Regions from separate parts of the Homo sapiens genome. Here regions 2 and 3 are each linked to region 1. A link is an interaction called in ENCODE POLR2A ChIA-PET data of the cell type or tissue named here. Cell type or tissue: CD4-positive, alpha-beta T cell. All regions are shown on one strand. Each heading gives the region's core, and the rest is flanking DNA. Links, peaks and the distances in the headings are about the cores only. Region 1 overlaps SLC30A7 (solute carrier family 30 member 7). Region 2 has its middle 26 kb from the start of S1PR1. Region 3 has its middle 14 kb from the start of S1PR1-DT.

Region 1 (5,528 bases), core at 1,665-4,164:
CCTTCCCACCAGCATATGTGTATGTATCACAATTACTCATCCTTCAGATCAGATTCAGTTTAAATGGCATTTCTTTGGGAAGCATTTCCTGATTCTCTACCTCCCAGGCTGGGTTGATTGCATGTATAGCACCTTCTACTGTAGTACCCTTTTCATGGCATTTACTTACCATAGCCTATTTGTTATTGCCCTCAAGCTCCATTAGGGCAAATTGTTTTTTCATTGTTTTAAAGTCAGCACCTAAATCTCCCTGGCCAAAAAAAAAAAAGAAAAAAAAAATTGGTACACTTTGAATTTGAATCAAAATAAATTTGTGGGTTTTTTTTTTCAACCTCAGAGAATTACTTTAATTCCAAATTGGGAATTCTTACTTAGTTCTGTTCTCATTCATTTATTCCTCTAGTATAAATAAGTAAACATACACAGACACACAAAGAAAACTTGTTTTACTGAATATAACACACATGAAGAAAACTGCACAAATCATCTTCACCAAATATTTATTAAGCAGGCCCTCTCACCTACTTAATCGTAGATAAGATCTTCACTGTCTTGATCCTATAATAGGAGAGTGAGACAATAAACAAATTAATAAATTAGACGGCTCAAATGCCAAATAGTTATTTGTATTGTGTGGATTTAAGATAGGATTATATGATAGTGACTGAGTTGCCACTTTAAATTGAGTAGATCTGGAAGACTTCTGAAGAAGAGGCCTTTAACCTGAGATCTTATTGTCGTAAGAAAAGCTTGTCAGAGGAAGAACATTCTAGTCTAGGTATCAGTTGGTAGAAAAGCCTTGTGGTAAAAGCAGCTTTGATACTGAAAGGAGGCCAGCATGGCTGAAGCATAGGGAGTAAGAGGAGAGTGGTTTGAGATAAAGTTGGAGAAATAGGCTGGGGAAGACTACCTAGGGTTAGGAGTTTGGATTTTATTCCAAGTGCAATGGGACACAATAAGGATATTTGTTTTAAAAAATGATTTTGGCTGCTGTGTGGATAATAGATTATAAGGGGGCACAAGTGAGAACAGGCAGACCAGCTAGAAGGCTATTATTTAAAGTGGACCAGGTGAGAGGCCATGGTGGCTTGGTCTTAGGTACTAACCTTAGAAATGGAGAGACACAGAAAAGTTAGAAAATGCTTTGGGGTACAGCTAACAAGATTTGCTTGAGAATATAAATGTGTGGGTCAGGGTTGAGTGAAAGAGGGGAATTAAGGATAGTTTCTAGAGTTTTTAATCTGGGCAACTGAGTGAATGAGGTGTCATTACTAAAAGAGAGGGGACTGGGAGAAAGGTAATGTTTTTATTTTTAAAGAGGACTGTAGATAAAAAATTCTGTTTTGGATATAAGTTTGAGATCTCTCAGACATTGATATGGAGAGTTCAAATAGACAAAGAGTGTACAAATAGGCATTCTTGGGAGCAATCAACTGAACAGAAAGGGTTGAAAATAGTCCACACCTGGATTTAAAGTCATGGAGTGGTTGGTATTCATCTGGCATTGGAATTCATCTAGCATGAATGCCACAATTCCCACCCCTTCTGTTTTCCTGGAAGATATCCCTCAGTATGGTACTCCTGCCTGCTAAAACTGATTTAGCGTCAGGGGCCCTTTCAATATAGTGCTTCAAGCAACCACAACCAGTCAACTACAGTAGGCTTCCAAGGTAAAACTTATTTGTCATCCTTGTCTAGGTCCTACTGACCTACTTATAAACTTCTCTGTAACTTACATAGATACATAGTTTCAGGTCATATGATTGGATTTCTTTTTGTTATTGTTAAGCTTTGATATTTTTATTATTTGCTCTTGTTTTTCTGATAACCAAAGTAATACTTTGCATTGCTATAAAGATATACCTGAGACTGGGTAGTCTATAAAGAAGAGAGGTTTTATTGGCTCACAGTTCCGTAGGCTTTACAGAAAGCATAGTGCTGGCATCTGCTTAGCTCCTGGGGAGGCCTCAGGAATCTTACAGTCATGGTGGAAGGTGAAGGCAGAGCAGGCATGTAGCGTGGTGAAAGAGAGAGAGAGAAAAAACAATGACTAAATCTGGAAATAAGTCACTATTGTGAAGACAGCACCAAGCCATGAGGGATCTGTCCCCATGATCCAAACACCTCCCACCAGGCCCCACCTCCAGCACTGGGGATTACAATTCAGCATGAGTTTTGGGCAGGCACACATATCTAAACTATATTAACATTCTTATTGTGAAAATTTTAAACATTACTGAAATGTATAACTTACCTATTAAAAGGTTCTCATAAGCCCACCCTTTGAAGGTAACAGAAAAGTTTCATGTATCTTAAAATTCAACAAATGTTTTAGTACCCACTCTGTGCCAGGCAAATAGCCTACCCTCATGGAGCTTACATTTTAATAGGGAGACAGTCAATAAAGCAAACGAACATGCAAATAGATAATGGACTGTCAGTTGGTGACAAATGCCATAGAGTAGGCTAAGATGCTATTTTAGAAGGGCTTGGAAAGTCTTCTGCATAGGGTAATATTGGAGCAGAGACTAAATGGTGGAGGAGAGGAATATGGGACTGTTCAGAGGAAGAATATCCCTGGTGAGGGAACTTCAAGTATAAACACACTGAGGCAGGAGCATGCCAGATACAAGGATGACAAGAAGGGCAGTGTAACTGGAGCGCAATGAGCAGGGCAGAGAGTGGTAGATACATGTTTATATATCTGCATCTCTAGAGTTCAGGGAGCAGGTTGGGGTGGAAGATAGAAATTTGGGTGTCATCAGATTATATATGTTGTTTAAAGCCATATTTAATAGACAGTTTATTCTGAGACCGAGTATTGATAGAGGAGGGGAGGCCTGAGAACTGAGCCCTGGGGTTGGTCAGGAGGCAGGTGCAACCAAGAAGAGTAAAGTGGAATGACCAGCGAGGTGGGAAGAAAGATACAACCATATGTTGTTTTAGAAGCCTTGTAAAGAAACCTGTTAAACAGGAAGGACTAATCAACTCTGCTAAATGCTGCTGGGACTAAGAAGAGTGATGAGAATGAAAGCCTGATCAGACAGAGTAGCTTCGAGAGAGAATGGGAGGGGAGGAAATGGAGATAGCAACTAAGTCAACTCCTTTTCAAAGCCTTTTGCTGTAAAGGGGAGCAGTGTGATTGCCTGGCAGCACAGAGGGCCCACTTTGAGGTTTGTGGTCATGAATTTAAAGTGCAAACAACCAGAATAGTTGTGTTTTTCTTCAGTCTTGTTCAGCTACTTGGTAAGAGGTATGGAATAGACAGAGAGTTAGATTTAACAGGTTTGGGGTTTTGTCAGGTGAGTACTGACAGTGAGAAAGGGGCAAGGCAGGGATTAGAGTGGTGAGAAATTAAGATATAAAGGTAATTGATGCATGCTTTAAAAAAAAGTGTTAGGTTCAGTGGTCTAATCCACTTAGTGGCCTAAGATAGGGTCAATCTAATCCACTGAGCCTATCTTCCCTGTTTGGGAAGAAGTATTAAGAATGGAGGTATTAGGGGAATTGATCCAGAAATAGAAAGGGTTGTTCAGATTATGAGATGCTTGGAATTGAGATCTTAAGGCTTAAGGTGTGATTATAGGGGCAGAAGATAAGCTTAGCATATAGAGACCTGATGATGGGTGGATTGCCCACATGGATAATTTAAATCAAGAATAATGAAAAGAGTAGAGGTGGAAAGATAATAAGCCCATTACCAAATTTTTCAGTGACTGAAGGGGGGCAATCAGGAATTGTAACCCTGGTAATCAAGATGGGTAGAGGGTGTAATGATCTAATGGCACGGGCCTTAAGGAAACTGTGCTGTAGGGAAGAAGTAGTAGGAACTGTGATAAATAGTGGTAGTGACAAGCAAGAAGGACATCTGCCTCACCACAAGCCCCAACAGTACTGGAGTGTAGGAGAGAAAACGGCGCTTCTTAATAGTGCTCTAGGGAAGACAGTGCCCTCCATTGGTCAGTTTTCAGGTAGAGCATGAACATGCTATGTGGCTATTTAGAGAAGAGGCTGAGGATTTAATGAAATTGCATATTTAAAAGTAGTTTTTTTAATTATGGGAATAATTATGTTGACAAAGAAACTTGGTAAAATATAGAAAAAGATAAGGAAAAATTACCATAAGAGACCCATGTTAATATTTTTGTGGGTTTTCTTTTGGATTTTTTCTTTTATTCTGAGATTATTTTATTTTATTTTTCATAATATTTTTGTTTGTATTATGCATATGACATATTCTTTGTAAGAAAATTTTTAATAGTTTTCTGATTATAAAATATGATCATGGTAGAAAATTTTGAAAATAGTGGAAAGCATATGAAGTAAAGAAAAACTAGGATCACAACACGCAGAGGTCACATAACCACTGTTAGCAGTATTTCTTTACAATCATTTTTAGGCACATTTTTAAAAAAATTATTGAACTTCTACTATATGTAGATTATTAAGCTTGGTCAGCATCAGAGAGCATTCACAGGTTTCAGATGAAAGGTAATAGTATAGTCATTATTTTAAGTCAATATTAAGTTTTGGATGACTAAGTTGTCAGCAAAGGCTTAGATTCAATGGTAATAAATGACAACAAGGTACAGAGCAACACATAAGAAAAATTCTTGTAAAAGGTCTGTGTCTAAACTACGCATTTATCTTTACATGTATGAGGGAGAAACTATATATAGAGAGTGTGTGTGTGTGTGTGTGTGCGTGCCTGTACACACCAGATCCCAATTAGCATTCATATATATAGAGAATATATTTCCCAGAATGTTAATTGGCTCTCTCTGGGTAGTGTAATTTTAAAATTACATCTCTTGCCTAATTTCTCTATGGTAACATTTTTGACTTAGACTTTAAAAAAGCATAAGTTTTTTAATGAAAGTCAGTTAAAAAGTAGCTCCAAAGTACAAAATAAAGAAATTCTAGTTCAGCATTTTTTTCATTTAAAAAAGAAAACAAACTGAATTTATTTAAATGTACACCTGATAAAGAACTATTTGCAAGGAGATCACTCTGAGATGTTTTTCAAATTGGTAAAAATTTGCCTGATTTTAGGAAATAGTGAAAACTCTTAAAAAATCAACTAAATAGAGTATAAAGAAGTATTTTTCCCTACCATTAATTTTTATATATTCAGTATTTGCAGTTCATCAATAGCAAGAGAAATAGTGGCACTTCTTTTAAATTCTCTGGGTCTACTGCTGCTCAGTTGAAAACGTGCCATGGAAATATATGTCTATCCCTTCTAGCTTGCCCAGCGTTCCATTTTCACTTCCACAGTGAAAGTTATTTCTTAGAAAAAGACAGGTTTTTTTTTTTCAACATTTTCTACACAGACAAAGGGTGATAATAAATTTTGGGGTAAAACTGAGTTGTATTGTGATGAATTTTGTTTTGCAATGAAAAACAGGAGAATGAATATAATGTAAGAGTGTGATTTTTTATTTTCTGAAAATATGATTCCTATAAGAGCTTTCAGAGTAGTTCTGCTCCTTTTTTCCCTAAGGTGAGTTGGGATAGAAGATGAATTC
Region 2 (5,528 bases), core at 1,673-4,172, 340 kb after region 1:
AGATGATTAATGCTTGATGCAATTCTATTAGAAGTGCTGACTAATGGTCTGATGACTACTTATTTTGATCTTGGTGTTGGTAAAGAGAACTTTACATGCCAGGAAATGGAAAAAAAAATACAGATTTTAACCACTTAAAATTGCTAACAGTGAAGGTCTCCATATTATTTTGGTTCCAGCTTCTTTTTTTTCCCCCTAGGCTAATTTCACCACTTCCTCCTCCATTCTTGAGTTTTAAAAATGTCTTTTGAGAGACAGAGTCTTGCTGTGTTGGCTAGGCAGGTCTCAAACTCCTGGCTCCAGTGATCCTCCAGCATCAGCCTCCCAAAGCACTGGGATTACAGGCATGAGCTATGCCTGGCCTCTGTTTTGTTCTTGCAGGCTAAATTATTTTCCCCTGTTCTGTTTAGATTATTCTTAATTTAAAATATCATATTTAATTTTCCATTTTAAAGCATCTGCTACCATCTATCCTTATTTTCTCCCTTTTCTTGTTCATATTTTTTCTCTGTCTCTGGCTTTGTTTTGTGCATTCTTGCTCATAGTGCTCTGCCCCATTAGGTTACCGAAAATAAAATGTACTGGAATTCTAATCTCTAAAATCCTGGCCATCACAACTAGGATTCTTTGGAGTTTGCTTTCAACTTCTGTGCAAGGATGGACAATTCATTCATCAGTCACAGTTGTGCCATTGTGGCATTTGGAGGTGGTGTACAGAGCCCTGCTGTTTTTTTTTTATTCTCTGAGGTTTTGCTAAATGATAATGGGTGGGTCAAGGAAAAACCTGATTAAGCACTCACTAAAGAAAAAAAAATGTGAGTGACTGAGTGTGTGGGCATGAACATGTATGTGTGTTTTCCTGTGTGTGTATGGTGGGGGGTATCTTCGAGAATGTAGAGAGATGAATTCTCCCTAAAGAATGTATAGGTATTTGATATGAAGTACTCCTCAGCATCCTCTGGAATCAAAGTGAACTTTCTCTCAGATTAAAATGATGATTCAGAGTGGTTATGGGGCTGGCATTTTAAGAATTAGAGAGGAGAAAGGAATAAAAGAAGGAGTGTCTTCAAAGAATTATATAAACTAAACTAAAGCTTATTTAATCTCTTTCATCTCACACTGACATATCCTTCTTCCTTGTGATTTCCTTGATTGGTTTGTCTCTAAGGGAAAATGAAGAGGATTCTTTTAGAGCTTCCTATCTCATAATAAAGAAAGATTTCACAGGTTCCTGTTTCAGAGGATGGGGATACATCCTTTTATCTTAAAAGAGAACAATGTTAGTTCCTAGAGTTTCTATCATTTTGAAATAGAGTTTTTTTTTTTTTTTTTTTTTTTTTTTTTGCCCTTGTGCTGCTGTGACTTTCAGGAAACTTTTCACTGGTGATATCAGAGGCACTTTGAAGAAATGATCCTTGCTAATCCATTTGATTAGTGTGCAATACTGCAGCTATTGATGGGCATAAGGTATTAATAATAATCAATTTCTATATGTCATATTTATTAACTGTTAAATTTTAAGAAATTGTTTGTATAAACATAGGGATATCCTTGACTCACATAGCCTCTGTATCTCTGTACATGTCATTTGACTCATGGGTCCCATGAAGAACAACGTGTGCAGGTGATCCTTAAGCGTTTAAAGCAATCACGATATCAGCCTGAGGTGACAGGCGGTGGTGCACAGATCTCAGATGGTGGCTGAGACTATTCACTCTCAAGATCCACCAAGCAGAAAAGTGAGATGTCCAGGCAAATCTGCTTCTGGTCCTTTCCCCAAGTATTCTGCTTTATACTCTTTGGAAGAAATACCATTTCCCCCTGCCACAGTTGCCTAGAAAAAGAAAAAAAAAGAGAAAAGGAAAAAGAATGCAGTGAATATGCCGACCTTTGTAGACAAAGAAGCGGTCACCAACCCACTTGGAAAAGGACGTGCATTCTGAGTCATTTTTCTAGTTGTGATCAAGGCCTAGCTTTAACCATTGTGCCTCCCATTCCTGAGGTCCAGCCCTGCCCTTGGTCAATAATGGCCCTTTGGATTAAAATAGAGGAAAATCAACTAACTGGTGGAGGTAATTGGATCCAAATAACTGCAGGGAAAATCAGTAATCAGGAACAGGGATGCGGAGCAGATAAAAAAGCTAGGAAATAAAAGACAACAATTTAGTTTCTGATTGAGTCTTCTTGTACTTTTACTTTTTTTTCTTTTTAATTCAAATTAGGGTCTTATTTTAAGAGTTTAAGTAGCTTTCAGAAAGAAAAGTTTAGAATTATTAAAAAAAAGTTTAGAATTAAAAAGAGTATTCTTTTCCTGTTACGTAAAACAAGCGTAACTAGTTGTTCAGGAAAATACTCCCTAGGAAACTATGGCGAAATAGCACAATATCCAAAAGATCAGCCAATAGGGTAGTCAGAAAGCCTCCTTGACGAATCAGGAAACATGATAATAGTGGGTTTCTGTCCCTTTTTTGTTCACCTGGATTACTCTTTTTAAAACATCACCTTTAGGGATGTGTTGCCAGCCCTCTTCCTTCAGCTGTGATCTCCAAAGGAAACAGGGAGGTTTAATAGGAACTGTGGGATGCCAACATTCAGATCATTTTCAACTTCAAGAGAGGGAAATCAGGACAAAGATTTCCAACAATTTTAACAATATGCCTGTTATTGTCAGCAGGCTTAAAAACGAATCATATGGTTTTCAGAGTTTAGCAGGCAGGCTAACTCCCTAAGAAGAAACTCAGTTTATAGAAGACAAAGGGTAGGGTTAAAAAAAAAAAGCAGTTATTCGGTTGTCGGGTAACTTCCTGATTGGAATAAGATAGACAAGTTGTGAAAACATACTTGGTTCCTCTGAGCACACTTTTACAATCTCTCTTGGGCTCAGACTTGATAAGAGAGAAAAGGTGAAGTTTTATTTCTTGTACACAGAGACGTTGTAGAGTGGAAAACGAGACCATTAAGAGTGTGGAGGAGGCATTTATTGCCTTCTTTCTGACAGCAAGCAGTCACAGGATGGAACTGCTTCTGGCATTCAAGCAGTTAAGAGACTTCTGAGGTCAAAGCCACAAACCCTGAAGTAATGGGAAGCCATGCATATGCTCTCTGAAGCCCGGGAGCTTCTTTTAGAAGAGAACAGGAATTAGATTAAGCTAATGTTGCTGAACACATGAAATTTGTTGTTAGCAAATTACGGAGCTCAGGAAATTATCAGCTTCTACAGGGCATTCCAAACTTAGCCCCAAAACCATGGCAAGTGTTAAAGAGCAGAGAAAAGCTTCAGTCAGGCTAGAGCAAAGAACTCCCAAACCTCATGTCTGATACAATTATAGGCTGCAAATGGGGAGGAGGAACCATGGAATCTGCATGTAAATGGCAAAGTCTACCAGCAACCTGATATTGGCTCTAAAATTAACTTTTATTTACATAAGCAATGCATATAGAAAAATGAATAACTACTGCTAAAATCTAAAAAATGTAACCTTCATTTTCAATATCCAGAGTTAACATTATAACTGGCACATAATAATCACTTAAGAGATGTTAGCCATTTAAAAGTGTATATTTGTATATATATGTATATCTGTTTTTGTTTGTTTGTTTGTTTGTTTTGAGACAGAATCTCGATCTGTTGCCAGGCTGGAGTGCAGTGGTGTGATCTCAGCTCACTGAAACCTCCGCCTCCCAGGTTCAAGCGATTCTCCTGCCTCAGCCTCCCAAGTAGCTGGGACTACAGGTGTGCGCCACCACACCCAGCTAATTTTTGTATTTTTAGTAGAGAGAGGTTTCACCATGTTGGCCAGGATGTTCTTGATCTCCTGACCTCAAGTGATCCACTCACCTTGGCCTCCCAAAGTGCTGGGATTACAGGTGTGGGCCACCGTGCCAGGCCCTCTTTTGTTTTTTTTTTTTTGAGAGGCAGGGTCTCTCTCTGTTGCCCAGGCTGGAGTGTGGTGGCACAATCATAGCTCATAGCAATCTTGAACTCCTGGGTTCAAATGATCTTCCTGCCTCAGTCTCCTGAGTAGCTGGGGCTACAGGTGCATGCCACCAAGACTGAATACTTTTTAAATTTTTTGTAGAGAAGGGATCTTGCTATGTTACCCAGGCTGGTCACAAACTCCTAGCCTCAAGCTATCCTCCCCCCTCAGCCTCCTAAAGTGTTGGGATTACAGGTGTAAACCACCACACCCAGCCTATATCCACTTAAAAAATCTACTTTCCTTGCTGAGCAATATATTGGGAATATTTTTTCATGTCAAGAAATGTATCTTGTGTCTGGGTACTGTGGTTCACACCTATAATCCCAGCACTTTAGGAGGCCAATGCAAGAGAATTACTTGAGGCCAGGGGTTCAATACCAGCCTGGGCAACACAGTAAGATCGTGTCTCTAATTAAAAAAAAAAAGATAAAAAAGAAAAAAATTAGCCTGAATGGTAGTCCCAGGTACATAGGAGGCTGAGGCAGGAGGCTGTCTTGAGCGTAGGAAGCCTAGGCTGCAGTAAGCCATGTTCACACCATTGTACTCCAGCCTGGGTGACAGAGCAAGACCCTTTCTCAAGAAACAAACAGAAAACAAAAAAGAAATATATTTTGCTTTATTTTCTTTGTTTTACCACTAATATCTGTATGCTTTTATGACATAAGACAGAATATTGACTATCTTTGCTCTATCTGTAAATCAACAGACCTCATCTATAAATTCAGTGAAATCTCCTCTAGTGGGGAAGGAGATCATAAAAACAACAGAGCCTTAAAGGGCAAACAAAATATTGCAGAGATTGAATGTGCATGTATTTATAGGAATATATGCACAGATATGAATGAAAGAAATGACCATCCATTTTGAGCCTAGAAAAGGGAGATGAGCCCCTCCCTTCCTTACCATACACCCTGCCCCCTCTCTCCAGATGCGCTCTTGCTGGATGGGTCATTCCAGGATTTCCTGATTATAATGAGGAAGCACAGCTGATCACGCCAGTAAGTTCAGATTGAGATCTCATCACCTTTTGACCTTCAGCCCCACCCTTTGTTTACCAGTCTGAAAGCTGGCACACATGACTGTAAATGGAAGTAAAAAGAAAGAAGGCAAAAAACTGAAGTGACATGTGCCAAGTGGCTGTCAGCTCTTCAGAGCCACACCTTGTTTCTCTCTTCCTGTGTAATGATGAGAACCAGAGCCTTGAGCCATCATAGTTTAGGATGGAGACAGATCTGCAATGCATAAAACAGAGCCTACCCAAGACTACTATATTTCTTTGAGAAAATAAAAGGCATCAGTTGGGAATTTCTTCATTCTCCACCATCAAATCAACAATCTTGCCTGCATCTCTCCCCATCTTCTTTTGTCATAGTTTTGTGCTTACCAAAGGCTATCCTCTCCAATTCTGTCCTGGGACTGAGTTGTTCTATCAACCAAATATTGTCCCTATTTCTTCTCTTATTTTTTCTCCACCATCATTCGTCTCTTTCCCCAACTACAAACACACTCTAATAGATACCAAATTAAGAAGCAAGCATAAATAAACAA
Region 3 (5,528 bases), core at 1,824-4,323, 300 kb after region 1:
AAGAGGGAGTCTATAGAACATAAAACCTGTTGGAGAATCTGTCTCCAAACTGTTTCCAAAATAGCTAGAGAAGTGATTCCTTAGAAAAGTCATCTATTGAGCAGATTTTCAAAGCTGACAAATTTGATTTACTTTGTATATATACCAAAGTTTCTTCTGGTATTTGTATTCACTGAATTTGTGTGTGTGTGTGTGTGTGTGTGTGTGTGTGTGTGTAGACGGAGTAATTTTTGTTGTTTTCCCTCATCCTCTATTTTTAAAAGTTCGATCATGAATACTTAGGTTTCGCCAACATGTTAGTTTACAGACATGTAAACGTAATTCCACAATTGGGCAGAGATTACTTCCAAAATTTGCCTGACGAGAAGGTGAAATTGAATGTTAGGGCTGCCCCCGGGGTTCCACTGCCTGGCAGGTGTGGCTGGCAGGTGAGGGAGCCACAGCCACGTGTTTGCCTGGAGCAGCTCCTGGCATCTGCCACCCCATGCTCTGGCTGCCTGGAGCTCCCGCCGCACTGGCCAAGCAACGCTCCATGATTGACAGAATAGAGGCCCAGCCAGGCCTTTTTATTTCAGGCTCTGCAGTTGAAAGAATCATAAATTGGGGAGAATTGAGGGAAGCAGGGCCCAGGAAGGCAAGTAACAGTGTGCTAGGGGCGGAAAGGACTTCAGTGGCCCAGAGAGGGGGAGACTTGCCCTAGGCCACTAAATGAGTCCCCAGATAGGCCTCAGGGTGCTTGCCTCAAAATTCCCCTCACTAGGCCTGCTGCCTCTCAGGACAGGGCAGAGTTTTTCTCAGGCCTCCCTGATGCTCAGGAGGCCTGAGCCTGTCATGGCACATCAGTATTCAATGCCACCCACTCAGAGAGGCCAACCCTGGCCACCCAGAAGAACGACTTAAGGCAGTCATCCTGTCCTAGCTCTCAGCATTGTACTCCTTGTCATCCGATATTTTCTTACATATTTATTTGCTTATTCATTTGTCTTCTTTACAGGAATATAAACTGCATGGTATCAGGAACCTTATCTGTCTTTTTCATGGCAGCAGTCCCAGTTCCTAGAAGAATGCCTGCTGGTTCACAGTAGGTGCTCAATAAATAATTGTTAATAAATAAATGAATGTCCAGCTCATCAGTATAAGTTCAGAATTGCTTTATCTTAGTTTCTCATTGGTCCTTAATCACCGATGCTTTGGAACATTACAGCTTTTATTTTTTCCTGGTATATGTGTATTAATCTGTAAACGTATACATGAGATGTTTTTTAAGGTACCTTGCTATTTTTTTGTATGTGAGGAGCCCCTTCTTTCCCAAGACTTGGTTGTTTAGAGTCAATCACCTGTCAACCCTAAATAAGTAGAATGAACAGATCTTAAAAAAGTATTTAGAAAGATAGCTCTGATGGTGATGTGGCAGATTAGAGCTGAGACTAGTTAGGAGGAAGCTGTTATCAAGAGCACGTAAGGGCCTGACAAGGATAGTGGGAGGATGATGAGGAAATGCAATGAAATCAGAAGGCCCTTCAGAGAACAACAGTCTTAGCAGCAAATTTCACACAGAAGGTGAGAGAGTGAGCAGTCGGAACAAACGTTGAGTGTTCTAACTTTCCCGTGGAGGTAAATGCTGATGCCATTAACTGATATATATAAAAACCAAACAAGTTGAGTTCTTTTGAGAAGAAAGAGTTGTGAAAATGACATGTTTGGACCTCAGATATTTTGATTTTGAGGTGTTTGTGGGACATGCAGATGGAAGTTTCCAATAAATATTTGGACATTGAGTTTTGGAGCTTAGAAGAAAGGTAGGACTGAAAACGGACAGTTCAGAGTTGTCTGAATATAGGTATATGTGAGAGATTAAGTTCTGGAAGTAGATGAGAAAGTCCAGCAAACTGCAAACAAATAAGAGGGAAAACTAAAAAATGTAGCATTTGTAGAGGTAATAGGTACAGTGGTAAAAAGCTGCGAGACTTTGGACAAATTACTTAAGTTTCTTGTGCCCTTGATCTCTTCACCTGTGAAATGGGTTACTTAATAATACCTACCTGAGTTGTTGAGAAGATAAATGTATTACACACAAAGTGCCTATTTAGTACAGTGCCTGGCACATAATCCAGATTATATCATTATTTTCCCAGGAGTAAGGATATTTAAGGTAATATAGAAAAAGAAGCCAAGTAAGAATACTGGGAAAGAGTGATCTGAGTCAGAAGAGAATGAGACAGAGCAGTGTCACAGAAAACAGAGGGAAGAGTTTGAACGAGGAGGTGGTCAACAGTGTCAAACGGCACAGGGGGATCCTTTAGAATGAGAAGTCAGTAGGGGTCCTTGGCTGTGATGATTAGGGAGTCATTTGTGTCCTCAGAAAGAGTAAGGTCAAGAGAGCTGTATGGATGGGTTGAAGAGAAAATGAAAATGACCTCTGTTCAGAGATGGTGAATTGAACACTTTCACTTCCCTCCAGTCTTAAAACTTCACTGATACAATAGTAAAGGGATTTTTTTTTCATAAACAAAGAAAAGGAAAAGACAGATGACAACAACCAAATTTTGGAAACTGAAAAGCAGGTAGATGAGTGTTAATTTGCTGAGTGCAACTGAGAAAATAGAAAACTAGAGCTGTAATGAAGGAAGCACAGAAGGAAGCTGAGTTGCTCAATAGAACCCAAGGAAGGCCTCCAAATTAGGGGTTGTAGGTACCTCCAAATTAGGGGTTGTAGGTACCTCTGAAAGTAGGGGTGAGACTTAAGATGAAAACTGAAAGTCTGCTTAAGAAGTAGTTAGACCGTCCTCTCTCCTTCATCCTGTCCCACCAAGATTCATCCCCAACCCAGCAGAGCCAGGACTGTTTTTTCCATATTGGGGCAGAAGACGGGATAGAGAGAGTGAACGGAATGACTCTGTGGAAGGCCACAGTAGAAACGGGAGGGTTAAGCTGAAGTCTATATGCTGAGTGATGAGATAGCCCAGCTACATTCACCCACTCTTCCAGGAATGCTGGAATCGGTTTATATCTTCTAGAAAGAAGAGTGAAAGATTTTTCTTTAAATAAATGAATATCCCAGAATCAGGAGTCTCCCAGTAAAATGGCTCAGCCAGATAATCTTGCAGCAATGTCTACCTGTTAACAACATATAGTGCTCCCATAGTTGTGTGTGCGTCTAAAATATTAACAAATGACATCCAAGAATCATCAGTGATGTTAGCTAAGCTGCTAACATGAAAGTTAGAGACTAAAAAAAAAACAAAAAATGCGATAATGAGGATGAAGAAAACCTAGAACAAAAAAGGAGAAAACAACATGTAACACTCAGAAAACAAAAATAAGTTCTTAAAATTAAATATTTGATAGTAGAAATTAAAATCTCAGTTAACTTATTTTGTATTGCTGCATCTTAGCACAGAGTAGGGTCTTAGTAAATATTTGTTGAGTGAGAGATAAAGGCTTGCGAAGTGCAGTCAAGAAACTCCCACATGAAGTTAGAAAAGTGACCTATGTGATTGATTCAGGAGTTTTATCATCAAAATAATATAAATTTTTTAGTAAAAGAATAAAGAAAATAGGGAAAGTGAAATTAACAAAAAATAATTTGAAGATTTAATTAATTTAAATAACTCATCTTAACTGAAGGCAGTTTCTAAGTTGAATTTTTCAATGGGTGCCTAAGAAAATGTATGGAAAAAGAGTCAAAGAGCCATGCTCGGACAGATCACTGTGAACTTTCAGAAAACTCAAGACAAAGAGAGAATCTTAAAAGCGTAGATGGAAGTGGGAAGTGGAGTGATAAATTGTCCTATTTACTGTGGCTGTGTAACAACAAATTGCTCTAAAATTTAGTGGCTTAAAACCATAACATACTTACTATCTCTCACGATTCCTGAGAGACAAGAATGCAGAGTGGCTCAGCTGGGTTGTTCTGGCTCAGTGTCTCAAGAGGTTTTAGTCTGTGGCTTGGGCTTGAACATTTCAAAGCCTTCCCTCATATATCTGGGAAGACTTGACCAGCTAGGGCTGAGATAGCTGAGGTACCATTCACATTTCTCTCTCTCTCTCTCTCTCTCTCTCTCTCTCTCTCTCTCTCTCTCTCTCTCCCTCTCCCTCTCTCTCTCTCTCTCTCTCTCTCTCTCTCTCTCTCCTCTCCTCCTCCTCCTCCTCCTCCTCCTCTCATGTGGTATCTATATCATTGTTATGGTTTGAATGTATGTGTTCATTTAAAGTTCATATGTTGTATATTGGAATTTAAACCCCAAGCTGATGGTATTAAGAGGTGAGGTCTTTGGGAAGTGATTGAGGATGGAGTCCTCAAGAAGGGATTAGCATCCTTATAAAAGAGGCCCCAGAGAACTGCCTGGCCTTTCCATCTCTCCTGCCATGTGAGGACACAGTGTTCTCCCCTTCCACCATGTGAAGACATAGCAAAAAGATACCATCTTGTAAATACACTTAGATTGAGATACCCATCTTGGAAGCAGAGAGCAGCCTTCGCCAGACACTAAATCTGCCAACACCTTGATCTTGGATTTCTCAGTCTCCAGAACTGTAAGCAATACATTTCTGTTGTTTATAAATAACCAGTCTGAGATATTTTATTGTAGCAGCAGGAATGGACTAAGACAATCATGATGTGAGCTCACAAGGTGCTCACACATGCACAGGCATGAGAGAGAGAGAGAGAGAGACCACATTAGCCATTTATTATTATTATTATTATTATCTAGCCTTGGAAGTCAGGTAGCATCATTAATATCTCATTCTGGTTACAAAGGTCCACCAGGTTCAAGTAGAGGCAACATACATTCCAGCTTTGATGGAGGAGTATAAATGTTATATTGTAAGAAGAGCATGTAGAAAGGGAAAAAAGCAATTAAAACAGCCTACATGAAAGAACAGGGAATCAGAATGGCATCAAAGTTCTTAATAGCAACACTGGATACCAGAAGACAATGGAAAAATGCCTTTTAAATCCTCAAGGGAAATAACTTCTAACCTAAAATTCTGTATTCAGTCAAACTATGAGTAAAGAATGAAGGCAGAATAAATACATTTTTATACATTCAACTTCTCAGGGAATTTATTTTCCATATTATATCAACCAGGAAATTTCTGGAAGCTGAGCTCCATCAATAGAAAGGCTTAACCAAAGAATGAAGGAGATTCAGGAAATGAAACTCCAACCAGGAGACTGGTGAAAGCAACCCCCAGGATGAAAATTATGCAGCACCTAGGACTGGAGAGGAAGACAGAAAACTCAGGAGTGATGTATCCATGAATTTGATATATTTTCTCATGTGTTTTAATGCTCCAAGAATGTGTGGATAAATTGCAGTAAGTACATAGAAAACTGAGTAAAGAAAAAAAAAAACCAAAAAGTATACATGAATATTTGTAATATATGTAATATACATGTATATACATGAATATTATGTATAATATATGTAATATACATGTATATACATGTAATATATGTAATATACATGTATATACATGTAATATATGTAATATACATGTACATACATGTAATATATACATGT

What was found. Peaks named below come from ENCODE experiments on the same cell type or tissue, not always from the same donor. Only the 100,000 strongest peaks of a DNase experiment are listed, where the experiment ranks them.
Region 2: POLR2A ChIA-PET joins it to region 1 with 5 read pairs; 4 of 35 experiments call an interaction of 5 or more read pairs at or near these places.
Region 3: POLR2A ChIA-PET joins it to region 1 with 7 read pairs; 15 of 35 experiments call an interaction of 5 or more read pairs at or near these places.

What each region holds. Positions count from the first base shown.
Region 1 is chr1:100,924,412-100,929,939 of GRCh38, forward strand. All of the region lies in intron 8 of SLC30A7 (solute carrier family 30 member 7), which reads left to right. Among named protein-coding and RNA genes, the nearest start is that of SLC30A7, 31 kb to the left of the region's middle. In CD4-positive, alpha-beta T cell, for the core only: no CTCF peak of the experiment used is centred there; DNase peaks (open chromatin) are centred at 3,120 and 3,930; H3K4me3 peaks cover 1,300 bases; H3K27ac peaks cover 2,500 bases.
Region 2 is chr1:101,259,859-101,265,386 of GRCh38, forward strand. No RefSeq gene overlaps it. Among named protein-coding and RNA genes, the nearest start is that of S1PR1, 26 kb to the left of the region's middle. RefSeq lists an enhancer at 1-700. In CD4-positive, alpha-beta T cell, for the core only: no CTCF peak of the experiment used is centred there; a DNase peak (open chromatin) is centred at 3,053; H3K4me3 peaks cover 546 bases; H3K27ac peaks cover 1,274 bases.
Region 3 is chr1:101,219,637-101,225,164 of GRCh38, forward strand. No RefSeq gene overlaps it. Among named protein-coding and RNA genes, the nearest start is that of S1PR1-DT, 14 kb to the right of the region's middle. In CD4-positive, alpha-beta T cell, for the core only: no CTCF peak of the experiment used is centred there; no DNase peak of the experiment used is centred there.